Regions from separate parts of the Mus musculus genome. Here region 2 is linked to region 1. The links are chromatin loops, found by intact Hi-C in ENCODE. Cell type or tissue: left cerebral cortex. All regions are shown on one strand. Each heading gives the region's core, and the rest is flanking DNA. Links, peaks and the distances in the headings are about the cores only. Region 1 holds the start of Synj1 (synaptojanin 1). Region 2 overlaps Synj1 (synaptojanin 1).

Region 1 (8,652 bases), core at 133-8,132:
ATCGTTTGAAAAATATATATGTAATTAAGCTTTAGCCAAGCATTAAATTAATTTTTAAACACGCCTTTTGTTGTATCTTGCTGGTGACTAAGTTCAGAGCATACATACAGTGGTTCATATGGTGAGGCTGTTAACAGGCCAGTGTGCACTTGGACAGTGTTGTGCTCTCCTTTCTCCATCAGTTCTGGAGGTATTATGACTTATCTCCACATATTCATTAAGGATGAGGGTTGTGTTTTTTGTTTTTTGGTTTTTTTTTTTTTGTCATTGTTGTTGTTATTAATCTTTCTTGGCTCCTAAGGGAAATTAAATTTCAGAGCACTCATTCTCATGAATTAAAACAAACACAAATATGTATTTGGGCCTTAAACTGTTTCCAAGCCCATCAGTATAAAACCACTCTTCCTATATCCAGCTTTAGTAATTGTTTGGATAAGCTCCAACTGCCTATGCTAACACTTAGGAACAGGCTTGGACACTGTCCTAGGAGTCTGATGCAAGGTGAATGGAGACCAGAACTGCATATAGAAAGTGCTCGTTATGTCTCGACGAGGTTGTCACTCCTGAATGAGTAAAGAGCACTAAATATGGAATTCTCAGCTGCCATAACACTGGTATTTACTAGCTGAGTGTCTTAGAACAGCTACTCTCTTGAGTGCTTAAGGCCAAAAACTGGAAATAACTGTCACTGGAATCATGTATCTTATAAAGGTTCTCAGCTCAACGTATAGATTCTAGTGGTTTCTGGTGCACCTGGGTTTGTCATAATTCTCCATTCTACCATTTGTCTTCATGCCCCTACATGGGGACCTGATTCCCCTCTGCCTCCTTTGTAACAAACGGTACCTGTGATTTCGTCTCGGTCTCTTGTATAACCACAACAGTCTACCAGATATCCAAAACTTTTTTAGACTCGGGTCACCCAGTCATCTGTCGTTTGCTAGCGACAAGAATCAGGGTATGAGCATTCTGACAGCCTCACCATTGCTCAGTTCCAGTCAGCACAATTGGCTTCTTTGCAAAGCTTTAGACTGTGCCTATATATTTTGAGTTAGTCTACTATAGACACTGGTTTGCTAAAACGTGCAGCTACTTGGATATGTTGTAACAATAATAAATAGAAAAGGGACAATAAGGAATGTTCAAAGGTCACTAGTATGCTTTTCAAATCTTGGGTTTATTTTATAATTAAAAATGTATTTTGAAAGGACTTGGGAAAGCTAAGACCTACCACTGCTGCTTTAGCTTAATTTGAAGAAAGACATTATAACAGAAGCTTGGACCTCCGCTTTCTTAGTTCAGGATACCAAGAATAGGCAGAAGGCTGGCTTTAGAAAGCGCTTAGTGCCATGATTTCCACCTTGACAAAGAGTTTTTGGTGTAGTTTCACAGGGATTCTTGGTGTGAAAAGAATGATGGGGTAAGCAAGTTTGATTACAGCTCCACTTGGGGTAATTTCAGTTGTCATAAAAAGGTTCATCCCTAGGGCTGGGGATGCCCCCCAGCTTGTAGAATGCCTGCCTGGTACGCATGAAGCTTTGGGTTCAGTCTGTCACCACGTAAACCAGGTATGGTTGGCACACTAGCCTGGGCTCTGTGCTACTTTGTCTCAAAAAACAAAAGCTACCTCCAAAGTACTACAATTCAGTGGCCAGCTCTCCTGAACCCGTTTTTGTCGGTGCATGTCATATACAGTCATCACACTTAAGAAAAATCCCACTCTCAAACATCCCTGTTTTATTTAAAGGACTGTCCCCACCTGAAATGGACACTTCTTGGGAGGGAAAAATGGCTAACCACAATTCACAGCAAGCAATTGTTATTATAAGCTTGTGGTTACTGTAACCACAACAAAAAAGTAAAAGTTGTTCTTAGGAGACTAAGTGAAAAGATCTAAGAACTGAATCCAAGTGTGTATCTCCTTGGCTGGAGGTGGCTTCTCTTGTGTTTAGTTTGCTTTTAATATTTTAAAACTAGGGTGGATTTGTCTTCTCTAAAATAGAGAAGCGTTGAGTCACATGACAGCATGTTAGAGGAAATGTTTTTATGCAATACGTCATATTTAAATTGTGCTTTTGGGAAGAAAGTAAAAAGGGGAAGAGGCTAGGGGAAAGCAAAGGCAAATGGAACATGATTGCCGTGCTCCTTGGATTCTCAATTCCTCTCTAAAGCCCCAGGGACTACAATGTCCTCCCATTTTTGTCTCTGAAGTATAGGCAGAATAATTCTGCTGGACACAAGTTTTAGACATAATGTCTCGTTTAAAAAGATAGTTTGAAACAGTGTGATGCCCTTAGTTATAAAATTCCACGGCTGGCAAATCGACAGTGACAGCCATGTTTTGTTTGACTGCCTGGAGTTTCTGGTTGCTGGCTTCCCCCACTCTCCACTGCATTCGGTTGAGCACTCTTCCATCGCCCCTGGAGCTCGGAGAACACACTGAAACAGCCAGGGAACAGCCTCCTGCTGCCTCCCTGACGACAGACACCATGGACAGCTCTTCGAGCGCCACCCAGCCGGCGCGGGGTGCACACCGTCCCCCGCCTCGCACTCGCCCATCGCCCATCAGGTCTGCGGAGGCGGCAGGGGGTGGTCCTGATGCCCGACTCGAGCACGAATCAACACGGGCTCCCCCAGCTCTTTCCTGAAGTCCCTCCCTGTCGCCCGCGGGGAGGGCAGAGCTACAGGGCTCCACGCGAGGAGGACGGACCCTCCCTCTGCCGGCTCCCCTGGCCGTGCCACCTTCCCACTCCCGGGGCGACGGAGGCTCGCTTCACGGACCCAGGACGCGGCGGCCGCAGGAACCCGGTGACCAGTAAGCGCCCTGCTCGGCAGCACGGTCCCGCGTGGGCGGAAACGGCTCCGCCCTTTCACCCTAAGGGGCGGGCCTTCCGCCTGGGCAGCGGCGCAATGCGGAAGAGCTGGACCTGCTGGAGCGGAAGTGACGCTTCGGGCGGCTGTAGCGGCGGAGGCTGCGGGAGAAGGAGGAGGAGGAGCCGGAGGAAGAGGTGAGGCAGCGGGCGGGAGGGCGGGGGGCGGGGAGCGGCCCGGGCTCTACCCAGGGGCAGCCGGCCGGCCGGGTGGACGCTTCCTGAGCGGTGGCGGCCGTCGCAGCCGGGTCGCAAGCGGTGAGAGGCGGCCGAGGGCCGAGGGCGGCGGGTTGTGTGGAGACCCCGGGGCTGCGGGTGGCTTGCCGTGACAGCGGCTGTCACCCAGCGGGCGGGAAAGGACCCCGTCGGCACAGGCTCCCGGGTATCTCTGGCGGTGCGTAATGGAGGCGCTGAAGCGCCCGGTGCCTCAGTTCCCCCCGGCTCCCCGGGATCTCGTTGAGTGGCGGTGGGATCCATTCGTCACGGTGAGCTTCGTGACTGGGCAGGAGGCGGCAGTCACCTGTGTGGCTTTCCCTGCCCTTCGCCGCCGCCCTGGAGAGTCCGCGGTGTGATAATCCCGTCCCTCTCCGGCCCCCTCAGGAGCTTTGAATCAGCCTGATTAACCTTCCCTCCCATCCCCTTGCCCATTCCGCCTAGGGATCGGCTTGAAGTTTCCCCATCAGTTCCCTTCCCGTAGTGACAGATCGTGAAGCAGGAAGCCGATAAACAACCCCAACTGAAAATACGCTACAGATTTTCCCTTTGGGGAAACATAAATTAAATGGGAAATCCACCTTATCCAAATCAGGACCGACGGTGCTAAAAACCCCTGCCTTGTCCTGCCGTATCTTGAGAACTGGACGCGTTTCCTTTTGCCTTTTGGTTAAGAAAAAAAAAAAAAAAGGTGACGCCTTATCTTTTGGAATAAACCGTTCACCCCTGAGCTCTCTTTTTCTCTACCCCCAACCCCCATCAAACTTGTCAGTGAGGGACCTCAGGAGGACGCCTAGCAGTCCTTGCAGCAGAAGGAAACCTCAGGTGCATTGACTTGGTTTCCACAGGGCTGCCTCTGAAGAAAGGAGAATGGCGTTCAGCAAAGGATTTCGAATCTACCACAAATTGGATCCCCCACCGTTCAGCCTCATAGTGGAAACTAGGCATAAGGAAGAATGTCTCATGTTCGAGTCTGGGGCTGTGGCTGTGCTCTGTAAGTCACGTGTTTTCACCTGCCCGATTCTGATCTCTGTTTTGGTTGTAACTCGCGAGTTCAACAGTTTATAAAAAAAAGGTTCTTGAGAACCTTCTCCCTGAATTTGATCTTCTGAGCTTTAGCGTACGGGTTTGTGCTTTGGCTTAATTTGAATGAAGCCTTATTTTCTGTAAACTGAGATAGCTTAGGGTTTTTATTGGGGTGATGGTGGTGCAGGGCGGTGCAGATTTTGCTGCTGGGAGTTTGTTTTCCATCTGTTCTGCTTCTAGAAGTTTATCTTTTTGTAAAATGGTGTTGCAATTTTGTCTTTATCACATTAACCCAATAAGACAGCTTGCATCTCCTGTTATACCCAGAATTTTGTTAGTCAGATTTAATAGGAATGGTATGATCTGTGCATCATACATCAAACCCTTATTTGTTTATTTATTTATTCAGGTGTCCCTTGTGCTCATGTGTGGTATTGGTGGGTCAGATTCAGGGCTTCAGTCACTCTAGGCAAGTGCTGACCATCCGCTTCTCCAGCCTAAGCTTTTATATCTTTAATAAGAATTGCAGACAGCTCCTAAAATATTTCATGTGACATATGTGCTTGATTTCATATTATTGAAAAATGACCTTTATTTTAAAAGGATTACTTATTGTACCACACAAAATGATGTTTGGGTAAATTTGTGGCAGATAGATGAAAATAAAAGGACTAATTCACATTGTGTTTCGTTCATTTTTTTTTTTTTAATTTAGTCATTTATTTGTGTGTAGGTAGGGGACAAGTGGAGATCAGGACAGCTTCTGGGAGCTCCTCCTACTATATAGGCCCCAGGGATTGAACTCAGGTCTTCAGGCTTGGTGGCAAAAGCTTTTTACCTGCTGAGACATCGAATGTACCCCATGCTTCATTCTTAATACAAGACTGGGGCAGACAACCCCAGTTTGGGATTGTCTCAAGTATTTGTTTTAAACAGATTTTCTAATGGTAACTACTTGTTCTTTTATTATTATTATTATTATTATTATTATTATTATTAATTATCATTATTACTTTAACAGTCTATTAGAGTTATAGCTGGGACCTTCATGATATAGCCAATGCCACTGAATTCCAGACCACCACCCCCTCCCCCTTCTCCTGAGTGCTGAGAATACAGGTGTGCACTACTGTGCAGGATTGACCTTAGGGCTTCATACATGCTAGGCGAGCACTCTGCCAACTGAACCACACCCCCAGCCCTCTTATATTTTGCTCAGACTGTTTATTGAACATGATGTTTGGACTTAAGAGATGGTCAGTTGGTAAATGCTTGCCATGTGAGCATGCAGGTCTGAGTGTGATCTACAGTCCCTTCATGAAAGCCTGGCAGGGCGTCACATGCTTATAATCCCAGCACTGGGGAAGCAGAGGCAGGAAGGTCTCGGGGATCTCTGGTCAGCTGTTGTGGTCAAGTTTCTAAGATCCAGATTTGGCATAAGAATCTAACTCAGAAAATAATATGGAGAGCAATAAAGGAAGATGCTTAATCAGTCTCTGGCCTCCACGCACGCGCACGCACGCACGCGCGCGCTTAAATGACATATTTACTAGTATAAGCCTTAAATAGTTTAAATACTGCTCTTTAGACTCAATAAGAGCATAAAATCCAGACTTATGCATATATGATTTCTATGTTGGTTCAAGTGTAACCTGACTGAAATAGTAAAATTTTATTCTGGTAGAGAAAATGATAGTGACATAATGAACAACCCTTAAGCAAAGATTAGTATATAACAAATGTCTGTATTCTTGGTGTTTCCAGTAATATGATTTAAAGGGAGAGACAAGGGGCAGACACAATCTAAGAAAAAGTTTAAGTAATATTCAGTATGAACTTCAGTGTTCCAAATTGGTTTTTATGTTATGTTTTATTAAAGCATATTGGTTATGTTTTAATAAAATGAAAAATGCCATGCTCCAGTGTTAATCTCCATAATGTGTGTCATACTGTAGATGTGCTTATAGTATTGAACACTGAAATAAAAACATGAGGCCGGAGGGGCTTGGCTAGTAATGTAAACTGTTATCAGCTGCTTGTGTTTGGTTGACATTACTTGATGTATTAATGTTGTCTAGATACAGTTACAAATGGGAAGTCACTGCGGACTTGCAAGTTATGACTTTACCTGTTTTCAGAATTATTGCTGTGTGTTAAAAAAAAATAATCATACTTCTAAAACCTCAGTAGTTTTTATGCCAAATAAGGCTTTTTAAAAGGCTCAAAAACATCTATTGGGTTCATTAATTATGAAGTAGAATAACATTACAATATTCTTAACAATTTATTTTCAGCGCTGAGAATTGAACGTAGGTACTGTGTGTTAAGCATTCTACCACCAAGCTATAGCCATAGCTTAATTGCTTTTAATTCTGTTTGTCTTCATTGGATTTAAGCTATGTGAGTAATTCTCAGACAGCACAAACGTTTGAATACTGCTTCTCTTTGTAACACTAACAGAAATGGATACATATTCTCTTGGATGTGTTATTTTTTCCTATAAACTCTACAGCAACACTTAACTATATTTTGATTTGACTTTTTAATCCATACATAAAAATTACACATGTAGCTACAACCCATGCTGTTTCAATACATTTATACATTATATAATGTTGAAATGGTATTAGACATTTGAAATTTATGGTAAAAACATGCAAAACCCTTTATCCTAGTTTTCATAAAATATACAGAACAGTGTTAGATAAATTGGCTTATAAAATTAGTTAGGTTCTAGGTTGCATTGCATGTCTGTAACCCCAGTATACTCCAGGCACAAAGATCTTGTATTTGAGGCTATCCTCAATATACTGTCACACACACACAAAACAAACTTGGCATTTAATTTGGAGTGATAGCAAAATAGATGTTGTCCTGCATAATAAAACAACCTGCAGAATTTCAAATGCCTGCTGTACTCAGGGACTGTCTGGAAGATCTGGGTGTGTCCTCTTCACTGTCACCATTCCCGACCCGAGAAGCCTCAGGGCACACTGCTTATCAATCTGCAAGAAATGTTCTCTGCAGTCATTCTCATTGTCAAAGTGTGGCCCTGTCTTCTTAAAACAATTCAGATTCCTCCGCCTGGGTTTCAATGTCTTGCTTAGTCTTACTCTACTCTTTCTGTTCAGTGGTGATCTCCTTCCAAGAGCCTGGTGTCTTCAGTGTTCTCCCAAATTACTAGGGACTGAGCAGTCTTCATTGTGTTCTTAGTGGACTTACAACGACTTCATTAATGTTTGAGGTCGGTTGGTTGTTTTCAGTGTTTTGGCTTCCTCACAGTGTTTCTCCTACTTGCTGTGTAGCTGAAGATGACCTTAGCCTCCTGATCCTCCTGAGTGCTAAGCCACTGGGTCCTAGTCTGACACAGTAGTTTCCTATGCCCAGACTGCACAGCATATCCATCTGGGAAGATGTCACAAATACGGGTACCTAGGTTCCTATAGTCCATCAGAATGATAATTTCTGAGCAAACCTTACGTGTGCCTTGCCAGTATAGCTTTACCAGATGACTTTTTTTTAACCTATAGATTTTATCTAAAACTGCCGTGTTTTCAGAATTTTAATGAGGGGATTGTGTATTATAGGGCTAATCATTTTCTTGAAGCCCTCAGGCTGAACTGAAAGAGAATTCTCCCATGACACTTTCAGTACAGGGTTTTCATATCACATGGGACTGTATACATGCTTCTTAAGGTTTCTATCTCTAATGCTTGGCATAGATTTTACTCATGACTGAGGGACACATAGTTATTAAGTGGGAAAGACTACTTTCCAATAGAAAGTTGACAGACTCAAAGCTATTGTCTGTTTCACAATACAGTATTTGGGGCTGAGGAGATGGCTCAGTGGATAAAGTGTTTGCTGAGCAACCACAGGACTTAAATTTGGATTCTAGCACCCACCTAAAATTCAGACTGGGTATGAGGTGGAGAGAAGCAGATCCAGGGACTGAGTCGGCCAGCTCAAACCACCAGCTCTGGGTTAAGAGATGCTATTTCAAAACTAAGGTGGCGGGTGATAGAGGAAAAGACCTGAGCCAACTAACCTCTGACCACACACACACGTTTTGTATGGGTATTTTTGGCATTGATGGGCATTGAACCTAGGTTTCACACAGCAAGTAGACATATACTCTGCTACTGAGCTGAGCTACACTCCTTGCCCACTTTAATTTTTAATTGATATATAATAACTTGTATAGTGTTATGGGGTACAAGGTGGTGTTTCTATTGATACATATAGGGGTTTTGTTTTTTGGTTTTTTTGTTTTGTTTTGTTTTGTTTTGTTTTTGAGACAGGGTTTCTCTGTATAGCCCTGGCTGTCCTGGAACTCACTCTGTAGACCAGGCTGGCCTCAAACTCAGAAATTCGCCTGCCTCTGCCTCCCAAGTGTTATTGTTGTTTTTAAGCCATTCAAAATTCTCTCATAGTCATTTTGAAATCTACATTATTATTGGCTGTAGCTAACCTGATGTGTAACTAGAGCACCAGAACTCATTCCTCCTAAGAACTGACTCTCTTATCCACAGATGCATTCTCT
Region 2 (8,652 bases), core at 128-8,127, 56 kb after region 1:
ACAACATTCCTGGAACTTAAGAGCTTCAAGCCAGAGAAGCTGCGGCAGTTGTCTTGGTCATGTCTGAGGCATTGTGAGATGTAGTCTGTGTGCACTTGATTTCAGAAGAAGAACATAGTTTGGCACACTTCTATTTGGGTCTTTTTTTAACCCTTAAAATCCATAATCTTTTAGAATGTGAGCATGAGAAAGGTTTTCTCCATATCATTGGGAAAATTCAGTTTGCAGAATTGCTTCTGTAAATCAGATGGATAACATTGTTTTATTTTTGTTATAAATATATATATATATTCAGTGACTTCAAATTATGTCCTTTGTTTCATTTTCTCCCTTTCTGAAGGGTGTAGGGGGTGTCTCATTTCCAGAGTATAAACTTGGAATTGTAGCAAAGACTCAGAGAGGAAGAAATGCCTGTGCAGACAGACACCTGCAGCTCCTTGTGACCAGTTAGTTGGGTTATTTGGGGATTCCTTCTCATTAATATTATCTATTAATAATATCTGTAATCTTTCTTAATCAGAGGAAATGGCTTTCAGGAAAGTCACTGAAACACTGGAAATGCATAGTTCTGGCTGCATTGGGTCAGAGTAAAGGAAGCAGGATGGAAGTGCTGTGTGCAGAGAGCAGCCTCCTCTGAGAGCCAGCCCGCTGGCCACCGGTTTCTCTTTTTGGCCCCAGCTGTTCATTCACAACCAGTGGCTGGAGATTAAGCGAGTTATGTCTGAGAAGTTAATTATGTTCTTATTCACTGTTTTTTCTTTCTCTTAAAGATTTGTAGAAGATAAAATGTGGGTTACATTTTTGGAGGGAAGCTCTGCCTTGAATGCTCTGAGCCTAAATGGGAAAGAGGTAAGGTAGATTTAGTGATCCTAAACTGTTGGGCATGTCTCAAGATTGTAGCTTTACAGACAAGCAACTTGAATGCCTAGATGTGTTTTCAGTTAAGAAAAACTGAAGCCCGTGAACTGCGTAAGGGTTACTCAATATTTTTATTGACACTAGTGGTCTGCCTAACTTAAGATTATTTTACTTCCCCCTTAGAGATATTAACCATTGACAGAAAAGAAAAGAAAACATGTTCCCTGCCTAATTTGATCTCTATGATATTTAATGCAAAATATTATAAAATTTTCATTAAAAGTAGATATTCCAGCTTCTCTGCATTACTACCAAGTGGAGAGCATGTTTTATTTACAAGAGCACCGGGCGGGCGGAAGGAGCAGAAGGCCCTTCTCTTCCCGGGAGTTATTCATGAGTCACCAAGGGAAGGCTTTGGGGTCTGGGGTCCTTTTCTAGCATGGATACATCATGTCCTCAGAGAACAAACATTGTAGCAGTTTCAGATGTAACTACTGGGGATGTCACTAGTCTGTAATCTGAAACGTCACTGAGGGGAAACTTACACTGATGACCTGGTGTAGTTTTGTTTCTGTGAAATGTTGCATCTGCCAATTTTTATGAATCATATTTCTTTTTTAGTGAATCCTTCATTGCTAATTGTATGAATTCTAGGTTCCATTTGTCCAACAGTGAGCAACTCCTTCGGGCGTCTAACAGCCTCTGAACTTGTCATGTTATGTTTGCTTCCTTAATGAAGAATATTTGCATGTGTATATTGCCTGAGGTTTGTTTGTTTTTGAACATAGCACTAATATATTCATGTCAAAATGATAAAAAAAAGCCGAAATGTAACATAATACTTAGTTGGCCCTTTTGAAAGTTATACATTTGTAAAACTCTCATGTGTTGACTTTGTTAGAATCATTAATTTAATTCTAAGTTTTTCAGGTATTATCCCATTTATTAGCCCATTTCAGAGAAAAAAATATGAAGCAGCCTAGGCTGTATAGACACACACATACACACACATACACAGACACACACACAGACACACACACATATACACAGACACAGATTTTAAATGATATTTGCAAATATAAAAGATTTTTGTTGACTTAATGAACTGTGAAATGTATAGGCAAATGATGAATTAATTTCAGTCCCTGAGTCTGATAAAACAAGTAAGGGATTGAAGGACTCTGACTTTGAAGTTCAGTTGCTGTCAGACAGCCATGCTGTTTAAGTGAGTAGCTTTAAACTGCGGTGCCTTCAGGGAATCCAGAGAGCAATAATCCTTTGAGCTGGAATCTACCCACAGAATGGCCAGCTGTCCGCACGGTGCATTGGCCATACCTATGCAGATCATTTGTAAATATTCAAAAGCTTAGTCTTCCTCCCACTATGGAACTCTTCAAACAAAAGAGTTGAAACTGTGAGAAAGAGCTCGTAACCAAGAAGCTGGTCTCTTCTTGTGAGTGCTGTGGACTTTAAGTGAGAGTGTATCATCTTCATGGCCATGATGAAATAGTCTTCTTTAACAATGCATCTTTGAAGAATTTTTAAAAGTACAATGAGACACAGAATAACTTAGTTGTCACATGTTGGTTTATCGAATCGTCCTGAGATCTAAAAGTCATGTCAATGTAGAAGGAAAGCTAAGGCGTGCTTTACATGGTGCGGCCATTCCACTTCCACAACAGTTCATTCTTGTAGAAGATTCAAAATAATCTTCACACAACATTCTCCTGACATTTGAAATGCTAAAGGCCTGGCTTAGCACATACAGCATACAGTCGAGCAGCCCTCGGGACTGTTGTGCCAAGTGAGAGAGAGCCACACAGCACACGAGCGTGCTCAAGGCCTCTGCCTCTCCTGTGCTTGCTTCAGTGGAGGAACAGTTACCTAGCTTATGGATCCAAGCCAGAACTACATAGCACATTATCAGCGGTTTGCCTTTGGCCAGAGTGAAGGAATCCTAACTACTTCTATTTGGCATCATAAGCTCTTAAAGGCAGACTGTGAACAGCCTCCACGTGGAATTTTAATGTGTGTGCTGTAACATGAGCACCCTTCTTCCACCATAGTTTTCATGTTAATATATTTTCTGTGTCTTTTTTTTTATATCAACTAGCTATTAAATCGGACTATAACAATTACTTTAAAAAGTCCAGACTGGATCAAACATTTGGAAGAAGAGATGAGTTTAGAGAAAATCAGTGTCACGTTGCCCTCATCAGCAAGCTCCACCCTGCTTGGTGAAGACGCAGAGGTCGCAGCAGACTTTGACATGGAAGGTGTGTCTGTTGAGCAGGCTTGTCCTGCATGTTAGAGAAGGTTGTCCCAGCACTAAGGGTTTCTCTCTCTCTCCTTGAACACAGTGTTAATAGTGATTTGTTTTCTATAGTATAATGTTTATCTGATTACATTGTACCTGGTAATTTATGTGTTATTTTGTCATTAAATAGTAAATACAGTTGTGCAGTTTATATTGTATGAGCATGAATTGGTATTTTGAGTGTGCCAATTTGTGCCAAAATTATAGTTAAGTAGAAATTCCAATAAGTTCATAATTACTAAAAAAAGAAGATATGTTCCAAAGGAATTTAGAAAGAGTCCAAGTGGCTCATTTGGAACTGCGTGAAAAGGTAGCGACTTTGGGACAAATCGTGTGGGCATTGCTGTTTTCTTAAACATTATTTGAAAGTGTGTTTGCTTTCTAGTACTACATGTTATATGTGTGAGCATAGCTTTCATCAGGATTCAGCTCTGAGAAAGTGAGTGATTGATGTCTGTGAGGCCCTAGTTCTGTCACGAGCCTGTCCAAAACTGCATACCTGACTCTGCACTGCAAGAAAGTACATCTAAGTTAAAATCTTTTAGGATAATCACTAGCTTTTGTATTGGTCATTTACTTGATCCACAGATACGTACTCTGTGTGCCAGGTTGTGCTGGTTCCTTTTCTAGTTGTGACCGAATCCCCTACAGAAACAGGTTACAGAGAATATATTTATTTTGGCTCATGATTCTAAAGGTTCAGTCCTTGGTTGATTGGTCCATACCCTTGGAGAAGCACCATGGAGGCAGGAACAGATGGTAGAAGCTGGTCTACCGCAGAGACAAGCTCCTGCTGACCTCATTGCTCCAGCTAGGTCGTGCACCCTACTCGTTACTACTTTGTAATAATTCCATCGTCTTCTGCACCCATCAGGCACAGTGCACTCATCGTGTCAGAGTTGTCTTACCTAGTCACCTCAGGGTGCTCTCACAGACACGTCCAGAGATGGGCTCCAGTGATCTCCTACCTGTATAGGCCATCGAGTTGAGCCAAAATCAACCATCATAGAGGCTTGGCAGATGCTGCAGATTCTGTGAGCGCATCTTTGTTGGTTCCTTCTAGGACACATTGTTTTCTAGGTGTTTTCCACCTGGATGCAGGTGATCATAGTAAGGATGTCCGTGTAATAATGAGTAGTCGTGTGGTAGGCCATAGAAAGGGTTTCAATTTAAAAGAAAAATCGAGGCGCTGGAGAGATGGTTCACTGCTTAAGAGCACTGGCCAGGCGCTCTTGTAGAAGACCCAACATCCACATGGTGAATCTGTAGCTCCAGTGCCAGGGGCTCTGACACCCTCTTGTGGTCTCTTCAGTCACTACATTCATGTTACACATACATGCATGCAAACACTCATATACATAAAAAATAAAACTATTTTTAAAAGTCAAGGAAAGAGCAGCCAGCACTTAGGAGACAGAGGCAGGCAAATCTCTGTGAGTTTGAGGCCAGCCTTGTCTACAAAGTGAGTCGAGGGTTCACAGCCAGGGTTCTGTTATAGGGAAACCCTGTCATGCACACACACACACACACACACACACACACACACACACAGAGAGAGAGAGAGAGAGAGAGAGAGAGAGACAGAGACAGAGACAGAGACAGAGACAGGAAGAGAGGAGAAGAGAGAAGAAAAGAAAAGAAGAGAAGAGAGAAGAGAAGAAGAGAAGAAAGTATAACCAGAAAGGAATGGTCCATGATACCTCATACTTTAGAAAGATGAGGGAGAAGATAAGGACAGACACTTCTCTGATGTAGGAGCAGCGAGGGAGGCTGTTAGTGGCCTTTGTAAGAGTCATCTTGGTGGTGTGGGAAAGCCGACTGGTGCGATTTGCTGTGGGTGGAAGGTGAAGAATTGGGGTTACAGAACAGTTACTTTTCAGTGGGAGGAGCCTGAGAGAGCTGAGTGCTGCGGGAGGGGCTGGTGCAGAGGAGGCTAACACTGAGAGGGTTGGCAGGAGGAAGCGGAGTACTCGTGCGGGGCCCATGCATCCTACCTGTCATGGACGGCATCCGCTGTGTGGTGAGAATGCAGTTTGCAGGAGCTAATTGGTAGAGGCTCTATCCTGAGACTTCTGTCAGGTTTATGATTTCACATCATTAGCAGGAGTGGGACAATCCCACAGTTTCAGGGAACTTGAGATGCTTTGAAACAATATTGCTGGCAAAAAGGAATGAGAAGAATAACCAACTAGGAAGTCTTAGAATTTTCAGGCAACTTGGGGAACCCAGAGGAGGCTGAATTATAAACATTGTTGATGTAACTGTGAAGACTTGATGTGTTTTCCAGGACACTCACAGACAAGTGCAGAGATGTGAGGTGTGAGTGATGATTGAAAGGGTTTGTCAGGCACAGGCAACAGGAGAGCCATAGTGAACATCTGAAGCCAAACCCAGAGGAGACGACATTGGGCGGGGCTGAAGTGCAAGGGAGGAAGCCCTAGATCTGCTGAAGGGCTGAGAGAATGAAGTGTTGCAGGTTAGGACCCAGAGGCCGCACAGCTGAGGGGACGGTGTGCAGAGTGTGGAAGCAATCCTGTCGGTGAGGACAGTGCTGAGCTGTTCAGGTTGCCGTCCATGCTGTCCATAGGACTTGAGTGTGTGCAGAAAGGTGGTAAGGCCCACTTACTGTGGTGCTGTCTGCTTAGTCCTGAATGCCTTACTAGTTCACTCACTTGAAGGGCAGAGCGTGGAGATTTCTGAAGTAGGTGAGATAAAGGGTGTCTCATAGACTCCTAGTGACATAGCCTTATAAAAAGTAGGACTTGGAAGGAAGGCTAGTGTTGAAGGTTGTGAATGCTGTTGCATGGGGTGCCCTGACCCCACTCTCTAACCCTTAGGTAAGTGGAGACGAGACCTGATGGGAGAAATGGGTCTATATTGAGTGAAAAGTCTTGAAATAGAAGCCTTCTGGCTAAGGGTGTATGACTGCCCGGGACCTTGTTTGCTGTTAGGTTGGACCTGGGTTGGGCAGAGAGTAGAGGCAGTCACACAGAACACATGGACAAAGTTGGCTTCATAGCTGCTCAGCTAACAGAGCTTTCAGTCACGCAAGCTCCGGGTGTAGCTACAGCTGAAGGAATGGATCTTTAGACTCTAAGAGCATTTGTACTGACTCTGATTTTTATATTTACAAATATTTCTACAAGCCTTTATGCTTATTCCCTGTGTGGGCGATACCTTAGCAGTCTTAACTTGTCTTTAGCCCTGGAAGCCCTACTATAAAAAGGTAAAAGGTGCTGTCTTTGGTGGCCTTGCTAGGTGACGTCGATGACTACAGCGCTGAAGTAGAGGAGCTTCTTCCTCAGCATCTGCAGCCGTCCTCAAGTTCTGGCCTGGGCACTTCTCCAAGTTCTTCACCCCGGACCAGTCCCTGCCAGTCCCCCACAGTACCAGAGTACTCCGCCCCTTCTCTTCCCATCAGACCTAGCCGAGCACCGTCAAGAACTCCAGGACCTCCAAGTTCGCAGGGTGCGTGTTTTATTTGAAAATTTGGTGTGACTTTGTCTTGACGGTTTGTTTGAACGTTGGAGTACGGCTGTATCCTTGTTTGCTTTCTGTTGCTGTGATAAAAACACTGACTGCGATGGCTGGTCCTATGTCAGCTTGACACACAAACCTTAATTGAGAAAATGCCTCCATAAGATCCAGCTATCGGGACGTCTCATAATTAGTGATTGATGGGGGAGGTTCCAGCCCAGTGGTGCATCTCTGAGCTGATGGACCTGGTCTTCTATAAGAAAGCAGGCTGAGCAAGCAGGGACAGGAAGCCAGTTAGAAGCACCCTTCCATGGCCTCGGCATCAGCTCCTGCCTCCAGGTTCCTGCCCTGATTTCCTTTCATGATAAACAGGAATATGGAAGTGTAAGCCAGATAAGCTTTAATCCCTCCCCAACTTGCTTTTTTGGTCATGGTGTTTCATTTCACCAATAGAAACCCTAGCCCACTGACCAAAGCCAGCTTGGGGCGGGAAGGGCTTGTTTGGTTTACAGGTGATTAAGGGAAGCCAGACGCTCAGGGCAAGAATCTGGAGGCAGGAGCTGATACAGAGGCTTGCTCCCAGTGGCTAACTCAGTCTGCTTTCCTATTCCTCCTGGACCACCTGCCCAAGGGTAGTGCCACCCACAAGGTCTGACCCCATCAGTCATTCATCAAGGGACTTGGTCTGCAAGCCAGTCTGACATAGGAATTCCTCAGTTGAAGTTCTTTTCCCCCCAGTGACTCTTAACTTGTATCAAGTTGACACAAACTAACCAGCACAGGTTTTTTAGCTTTAGCCCAGGTACTGAGTGGCCTGTAACAGGAGTGGATTCCTGACAGTAACTCTACTCTCAGTGGAGAAGCTTCACAGCACTGCTGCCACGGGATGCCCTGTCTCAGTCCTGTTATGTGCTCAGTCGCGTCTGAGCTTTACAACGTGTGGTTTTCTACTCTGAGATAAGAACACTTGACTCGTTGGGCTTTTCCCCTCTCTTCCTGGCTGGCCGGCAAGTTATGTATGACTTAACTCAAACAGTACATTTTGTCCCTTAATAGTCCTCCTTAGTAAGTCAGCTCTCAACACCGCAGCCAAGTGAAGGTGCACAGGGCAGCAGCATGGTTCCCATGCTTCCAGAAGGGGCTTCTTTGGTGGACTGCTGCCATAGTCACCGAGAGTGTTTTATTCTTTCTGTAAGGCACAGACCTTTGAGAGGAGAGAGTTGGGTCAGTTCATCAGGCATGCACGTTCCGTCTCACTAGCGCCCTCCCGGTTGGCACCTGGTCTCACTTTACTCACTTTCTTAGGCTCTCCAGTTGACACTCAGCCAGCGGCCCAGAAGGATTCTTCCCAGACTCTAGAGCCCAAGAGACCACCCCCTCCCCGCCCAGTCGCTCCTCCGGCACGTCCTGCCCCACCACAGAGACCACCTCCACCTTCAGGTAACCAACTACTCTTAGATTGCCTGTTTAACTTAAAAATTTCCTCTACTTCATTTAAATGCATTGTGCATGTTTTCATCTGTATCCTCAGGATGTTGTGTGTGTGTTTGTGTGGTCATTATTGATACCTCTTGAACTTGTCTAAAAGGAGCTCTGAGGAGCAGCAGGACAGCATGTCTAGCGAGCAGGGTTTGTGAGCACGGCCAGCTGCCTCCTTGCCTTGCACAGGAGACACTTGTTTGGGTTTGGCTACTTTGATTGGTTGGGCATGTATGATGTTCTTGGGTAAATCTAAGTTTATTTTTTTTAATTCCTCATCTGTAGCTTTATAAAGACAATTAACAGTTATTAATTTCTGAAAAATGTATTTGAGAACTGAAGTACATACATGTTTTTAATATGTTTTATATACCTCTTTAAATATTCTCTTAGCTAAATGCAGTGTTCACTTCTTGTGAGCATATACATTGAATAACAGCTTTGTGTAATGTCTAGATATTTACACAATCATATATGATGTGTGCTTTCATGATTATTAGAGTAGATATTGACATTTCAAC

The links. A loop is a pair of places that touch in the nucleus more often than their neighbours do. Peaks named below come from ENCODE experiments on the same cell type or tissue, not always from the same donor. Only the 100,000 strongest peaks of a DNase experiment are listed, where the experiment ranks them.
Region 2: it touches region 1 in a loop (2.1-fold over the local background); 3 of 42 quality-filtered maps call a loop at or near these places.

The regions. Positions count from the first base shown.
Region 1 is chr16:91,005,449-91,014,100 of GRCm38, reverse strand. It overlaps Synj1 (synaptojanin 1), which reads left to right and starts at 2,793. Exons shown (of 32, transcript NM_001164483.1): 1 at 2,793-3,008; 2 at 3,932-4,077. The coding sequence starts at 2,911. It overlaps 4930404I05Rik (RIKEN cDNA 4930404I05 gene), which reads right to left and starts at 2,852. Exons shown (of 3, transcript NR_028368.1): 1 at 2,782-2,852. Paxbp1 (PAX3 and PAX7 binding protein 1) reads left to right here. Exons shown (of 18, transcript NM_026110.2): 18 at 1-64. In left cerebral cortex, for the core only: no CTCF peak of the experiment used is centred there; DNase peaks (open chromatin) are centred at 2,616, 2,882, 3,276 and 3,955; H3K4me3 peaks cover 2,993 bases; H3K27ac peaks cover 2,789 bases.
Region 2 is chr16:90,949,791-90,958,442 of GRCm38, reverse strand. It overlaps Synj1 (synaptojanin 1), which reads left to right. Exons shown (of 32, transcript NM_001164483.1): 22 at 771-849; 23 at 2,972-3,134; 24 at 6,434-6,643; 25 at 7,958-8,092. Among named protein-coding and RNA genes, the nearest start is that of Cfap298, 19 kb to the right of the region's middle. In left cerebral cortex, for the core only: a CTCF peak has its summit at 4,486 (motif pointing left); DNase peaks (open chromatin) are centred at 2,674 and 5,069; H3K27ac peaks cover 569 bases.